Linked DNA regions of Homo sapiens: region 2 is linked to region 1. A link is an interaction called in ENCODE POLR2A ChIA-PET data of the cell type or tissue named here. Cell type or tissue: OCI-LY7. All regions are shown on one strand. Each heading gives the region's core, and the rest is flanking DNA. Links, peaks and the distances in the headings are about the cores only.

The links. ChIA-PET counts read pairs that join two places held together with the same protein. Peaks named below come from ENCODE experiments on the same cell type or tissue, not always from the same donor. Only the 100,000 strongest peaks of a DNase experiment are listed, where the experiment ranks them.
Region 2: POLR2A ChIA-PET joins it to region 1 with 17 read pairs; 5 of 35 experiments call an interaction of 5 or more read pairs at or near these places.

The regions. Positions count from the first base shown.
Region 1 is chr17:66,489,301-66,492,211 of GRCh38, reverse strand. All of the region lies in intron 2 of PRKCA (protein kinase C alpha), which reads right to left. Among named protein-coding and RNA genes, the nearest start is that of PRKCA-AS1, 74 kb to the right of the region's middle. In OCI-LY7, for the core only: no CTCF peak of the experiment used is centred there; no DNase peak of the experiment used is centred there.
Region 2 is chr17:66,439,805-66,442,715 of GRCh38, reverse strand. All of the region lies in intron 2 of PRKCA (protein kinase C alpha), which reads right to left. Among named protein-coding and RNA genes, the nearest start is that of PRKCA-AS1, 24 kb to the right of the region's middle. RefSeq lists an enhancer at 1,052-1,251. In OCI-LY7, for the core only: no CTCF peak of the experiment used is centred there; DNase peaks (open chromatin) are centred at 555, 1,165 and 2,195; H3K4me3 peaks cover 2,077 bases; H3K27ac peaks cover 2,002 bases.

The DNA.
Region 1 (2,911 bases), core at 244-2,743:
ACCTTACACGAAAGCTTCCCATTTGAAGGACTGGATTCACCCTATGAGAGGCAGACAGAAAGGCCATGTGTTTCCAGACAGCCACTCATAGACACGTTATCTGAGGGATAAAGAGCCCTCTAAGCCTACTTGAAGATTCGAAATTCAGAATGGATGATCTCCAAAGGAAGAAGAAACAGAATGTGCCCAATCCTGGGTGACTAAGGAGAAAAAGTGTAGATGCCCCCTCTCCTCCCCAACACCCCCACTTACCGTGAGGGGAACAGGAAAGAGGAGCTTGGAGGTTGGCCGACGCTGGCTGCATGCAGCATGTGCCTGGGAAAGGCTGCCCCAGAAAACTGAGCAACAGCCAGAGGTTCCAAAAATCAGAGATGGCTGGCCTTGATCTTTGGGTCCAAGTTCCAAACTAAATTGGGTAATGCATATTTTGTAAGATAATCTAATGAAGACATTTGAGAAGTCTTGCTAGCATTGTTGAAAGAGGAAAAGACTGGCTCAATAAAACAAAAGGATGCATTAGGTTTGCCTGGAGATGGACATCATAGGGTTTCCCCTGGCTAAAAATCAGGAGCTATTGTTTTTTGTCTTTTTTTAATTTGGGGCTCTAAAGGAATTCATCTCACCATGGTATATGAAGCAAAGGAAATTGGAGTAAAGAGGTAATAAGGTGGTACCTGTTACATAGCAAACCTTCAACAAACATCTGCCTGACCTTGGTAGAAGGAAGGCAACTTAAAGACAACAGCCACTCAGCTGGAAGGAAGTGGAGACGTGTCATGGAAGATTCCATCTGATGATTGTCGTGGGGGCCCCCCTTGGCCCTTAAACAAGTCTTTGCTCAAGCAAGCATAGGCTATCCAACAAAAACTCACTCAGAGATGGTGCCTCATCTTCAAAGACTTTGGTCACCTCTGGTTATATAACCCAATGAGAGGTTTTAAAACAGGATGCTATCCTGCAGCTTCCAGTCACAAAGTAAATCTTCATTCAATTATTTTCTAAGCACAAAATCACTTTCTCTAATCCTCTATGTGATATTTGTCTGCTCCCCAGCAGTGACGGACGACACTGGAAATGCACAAATCACACTGAGCAAATGACATGGTGGGACAAAAAAATAATAAAGACCACAGACTTGGCCAAATAACAAATCTTGACATTGCCTGGCTTTAAAACTGAGAACACCCAATCTTGTGATCCATATTCCTTGCTAATCTTGCTTATGGAAGTAAACTAGATGGAAATTAAGGAGAGTTTTCACCACTTGTCGAAAGTATATTTCAGAAACAGAACAAATAACAGTCACCTGTGTTTGGCTCAAGAATTCATACAGCCAGGAGCGGTGGGTCACACCTGTAATCCCTGCACTTTGGGAGTCTGAGGTGGGCAGATCACTTGAGGTCAGGAGTTCAAAACCACCCTGGCCAATATGGCAAAACCACGTCTCTACTAAAAATACAAAAATTAGCAAGGCATAGTGGCTTGTGCCTGTAATCCCAGCTACCTGGGAGGCTGAGGCAGGAGAATTGCTTGAATCTGGGAGGCAGAGGTTGCAGTGAGCTGAGATCACACCACTGCACTCCAGTCCAGCCTGGGTGACAGAGCAAGACTCCGTCTCAAAAAAAACAAAAAGAAAACAGGAGATCGAGATCATCCTGGCTAACACGGTGAAACCCCGTCTCTACTAAAAAATACAAAAAATTAGCCGGGCATGGTGGTGGGCACCTGTAATCCCAACTACTTGGGAGGCTGAGGCAGAAAAATCGCTTGAACCCAGGAGGCGGAGGTTGCAGTGAGCTGAGATCCTGCCATTGCACTCCAGCATGGGTAGCAAGAGCAAAACTCCATCTCAAAAAAAAAAAAAAAGAGTTCTGGAAATGGATGGTAGTGATGGTCGTCTAACACTGGGAAGGTACTTAATGCCACTGACATGTACATTTAAAATGGTTAAAATGGTAAATCTTATACATAACCTACTATAAAAATTTTTAACTTATCAACCTAGAGCAATATTTATGAAATTATAAATAAGAGGAATAGGAAGAGGCAGTAAGAACCTTGCTTATATAGACTTTTTATGATTACTTGTGTTCATAATTGAGTTCATTATGACATCAAGAAAGAGTATTTGGGCTGGGTGTGGTTGCTCACACCTGTAATCCTAGCACTTTGGGAGGCCAAGACAGGCAGATCACTTGAGGTCAAGAGTTTGAGACCAGCCTGGCCAACATGGTGAAACCCTGTCTCTACTAAAATTACAAAAATTAGCTGGGTGTGGTGTTGCATGCCTGTAATCCCAGCTACTTGGGTGGCTGAGGCAGGAGGACGGCTTGAACTCAGGAGGTGGAGGTTGCAGTGAGCTGAGATCACGCCACTGTACCCCAGCCTGGGTGACAGAGTGAGACCCTGTCTCAAGAAAGAAAAAAAAAAGGAAAGAAAGGAATTAAAGGGAAAGGGAAAGGAAGGAAGGAAAAGAAAGAAAGAAAAGAAAGGATGAAAGAAAGAATGAATTTGCTTCCATTCTATAAAATTCTAAATAAAATCAGTGCTGGCATAAAGTGGAGACAAAGGGAAAATTCAGATTTGAGAGCAAAGGACTCATATAATCTTTAAGGATTGGAGACGTGTTCCTTGCACCCTCCCTGCTCGCTTGAGCACATAGTTGTCAATAATGATGGTGGAAGTGAGGCCCCTCAGGCTGCAGGCTTGGCTTTCCTGCCAAACTACTGAGATATTTGGTCACTTAATCTATATGCAAAATGGGTTCATCCCTATTTACATCTAACACGGATTGCTATATTCATTGAGGGGGGAAATATATATATATATATATATATATATATATATATATATATATATGCACTGCTAAGGGTCATTTTCCATTTCTCCTTTAAAAAATAATTTCCTTTCC
Region 2 (2,911 bases), core at 183-2,682, 49 kb after region 1:
TCGCTAAGCTTGCAGTCTAATGGGAGAGGTGAACATGAATTAAATAATTATCAAACAAAATTCTGCATTACAGCTGGGATGGAGGCTATGAAGAAAAAGTGTGGGTGATGAGGAGAGGCGGCTGGAGACGCAGGGCAGCTGATGATACAGGGCCTTGTAGGCCAGTTTAAGGATCCTGGACTTCATCCTAGAAGCAATGGGAAGCCTTTAAATGATTACAGGCAGAAAGCGTGGGGTGGAGCTGGGAATGCTAAAGATCACTCTCTGAAGTGGAAAAGAGATTGAAGGAGGGAGGGGGCCAGGAATGGGTACAGGGAGGCCAGGTGAGGAGCTGGGGGACTGTAACATCATGATGTTACAGGCAGGTGCAGTGGCTCACGCCTGTAATCCCAGCACTTTGGGAGGCCTGGGTGGGTGGATCACTTGAGGTCAGGAGTTCAAGACCAGCCTGGCCAGTATGAAACCCTGTCTCAACTAAAAAAAAAAAAAATCAGCCAGGCATGGCAGGCACCTGTAGCCCCAGCTACTTGGGAGGCTGAGGCAGGAGAATCGCTTGAATCCAGGAGGCAGAGGTCACAGTCAGTTAAGATCGTGCCACTGCACTCACACCTGGCAACAGAGCGAGACTCCATCTCAAAGAAAAAAAAAAGAGAGAGAGACTAACATCATGATGAAAAACATGATGCTATATAAAAAATATCCCTTGGCAGAGTTGGGGCCCTAAAGCCAAACTGTCTGGAACCTGGGCACAGTCCTGTGTGATATTTCCATCTGTCCGCCCGTCCATCCATCCACCCACATTTATTAGTGGAGTGAAATGCCGTGGTATAAACATCTCTGGGACCATCACCCAGAGAGGACACCATTAGCATCTATTATGGTATAAATATACATACGTCATAGCTTTCAGAAGGTCTAAGAGGAAAAATCATTTCAGTGTAAATTAAATGTTCCTTGTCTTCACCTGAAAAAAAAAGTATTATTTTGAGAACAAAAACATGAAAACTGGCTACAGGTTGAAAAAACCGCACAGCAGCTATCCGTGCCTCCTTTAGAAAGGGGATCACAGGCATTGACTTCCACTCAGAGGAGGTGCACAGACGTCCCCAGTGTGCCCAGAAACCACCTGAAGAGGAGAAGCAGCTCTGAGACGAGAGTCGTATGAAGATGTACAAAAATAAACATTTTCAAGGGTTTTCAAATACATGAGCAAACAGATGGGGTTTCAGTTCATTTTTAGAAACAGAAGCAGACTTTGAAGTGAAAGGGGAAGTAGGTTCCCCCTCAGGGATCCACGATCTCCCTCCACTTAGGAAAGAGGAGATGGCCAGAACTGTGAGCTTAAGAGCACCCCAATCTTTTTTTTTTTTTGGAAACAGGGCGTTGTTCTGTCGTCCAAGCTGGAATGCAGAGGTGTGATCACAGCTCACTGCAATCTCGAACTCCTGGCCTCAGGCCATCCTTCTGCCTCAGCCTCCTGAGGAGCTTGGCACCACAGGCACGTACCATCATGCCTAGCTAATTTACTTTTTTTTTTTTTTTTTTTTTTTTTTGGAGACAGAGTTTCGCTTTGTCTCCCAGGCTGGAGTGCAGTGCCGCGATCTGGGCTCAATGCAACATCCGTCTCCCGGGTCCAAGGAATTCTCATGCCTCAGCCTCTTGAGTAGCTGGGATTACAGGTGCCTGCTACCACGCCCGGCTAATTTTTTGTATTTTTAGTAGAGACAGGGTTCACCATGTTGCCAGGCTGATCTCAAACTCCTAAGCTCAGGCAATCCACCCGCCTCAGCCTCCCAAAATGCTGGGATTACAGGCATGAGCCACCATACCCGGCCCTGACTAATTTACTTTTCATTGAGATGGGGTCTTACGGTGTTGCCAGGGCTGGTCTCAAACTCCTGGGCTCAAGCAATCCTCCCATCTCAGCCTCCCAAAGTGCTGGGGTTCCCGGCCTGAGTCATCATGCCCAACCAATCTTTTAAGTGCTGGGATCTTGAAGAGTGTCCCTCACTGGCTCTCACTAGCCCACCCTCGGTCTGTGGGTTGTCCAGGCCTCAAAAAAGCCCCCTTGACCACCAGTCCCAGACTAGGTAACACCCCGGTTGTATGCACTTCCAGCATCCTATAGTTCTCCTGCCTGTCACTCACTGCCGCTGTGGCTCTGTCACTATTTGAGGATTTCCTGAATACCCATCTCTCTGCTACACTCTAAGCTCTGAAGGGGCAGGGGCCTCTTCTTGTCAGCAAAGTCTATCTTAGGACTCTAGAAATAGAAAGCAGGAGATGGAGACATGTGCTGACTTCCCGAATAACCCAATTCATTCAAAGTAATTATGTTTATAAAATACAGAGAGAAGAAACAAATGAACATTGGCTATACGTTAGGCACCACACTCTTCAGGTACAAAGGATCAGGAGTCCTTTCCGTCCTGTAGCTTTAGGGAACTGGTGGGGGGCTCTTAAAACCATGGGGTCTGGACTCATTTTGGGCTATTTTTATTCGCCTTGTCAGTCACTTGAGTTTAATCAATTCAATGTGGTCATAATCACTGAGAAGTCAATGACTTGGATCTAGGATTTTAGGACTTGGTGTTTCTGGCATTTCATAGGAAATAAATAAATCAAAGCCTACAGTAAGCAACCTTCTTAATACATCTTGGAAGGGGGGAAAACCCCAAGACCCTTATTTAGGATGAATATATTAATACAATACAAAGCACCCAACTTCTTTCTGGGAATGACTTAGGAAATCCATCAGCAGAAGGAGACAGTTGCACTTATTATGGGATTTCTAGGGCATGGGGGCGCAAAGACCAAAAAGAGTCTTGTTTTACTTTTCAAAACATGGAAATGCTGATTCCCTTTCTCTGCTTATGCTATCCAGGTCCTTAAGGTAAAATGCACAAAAGGT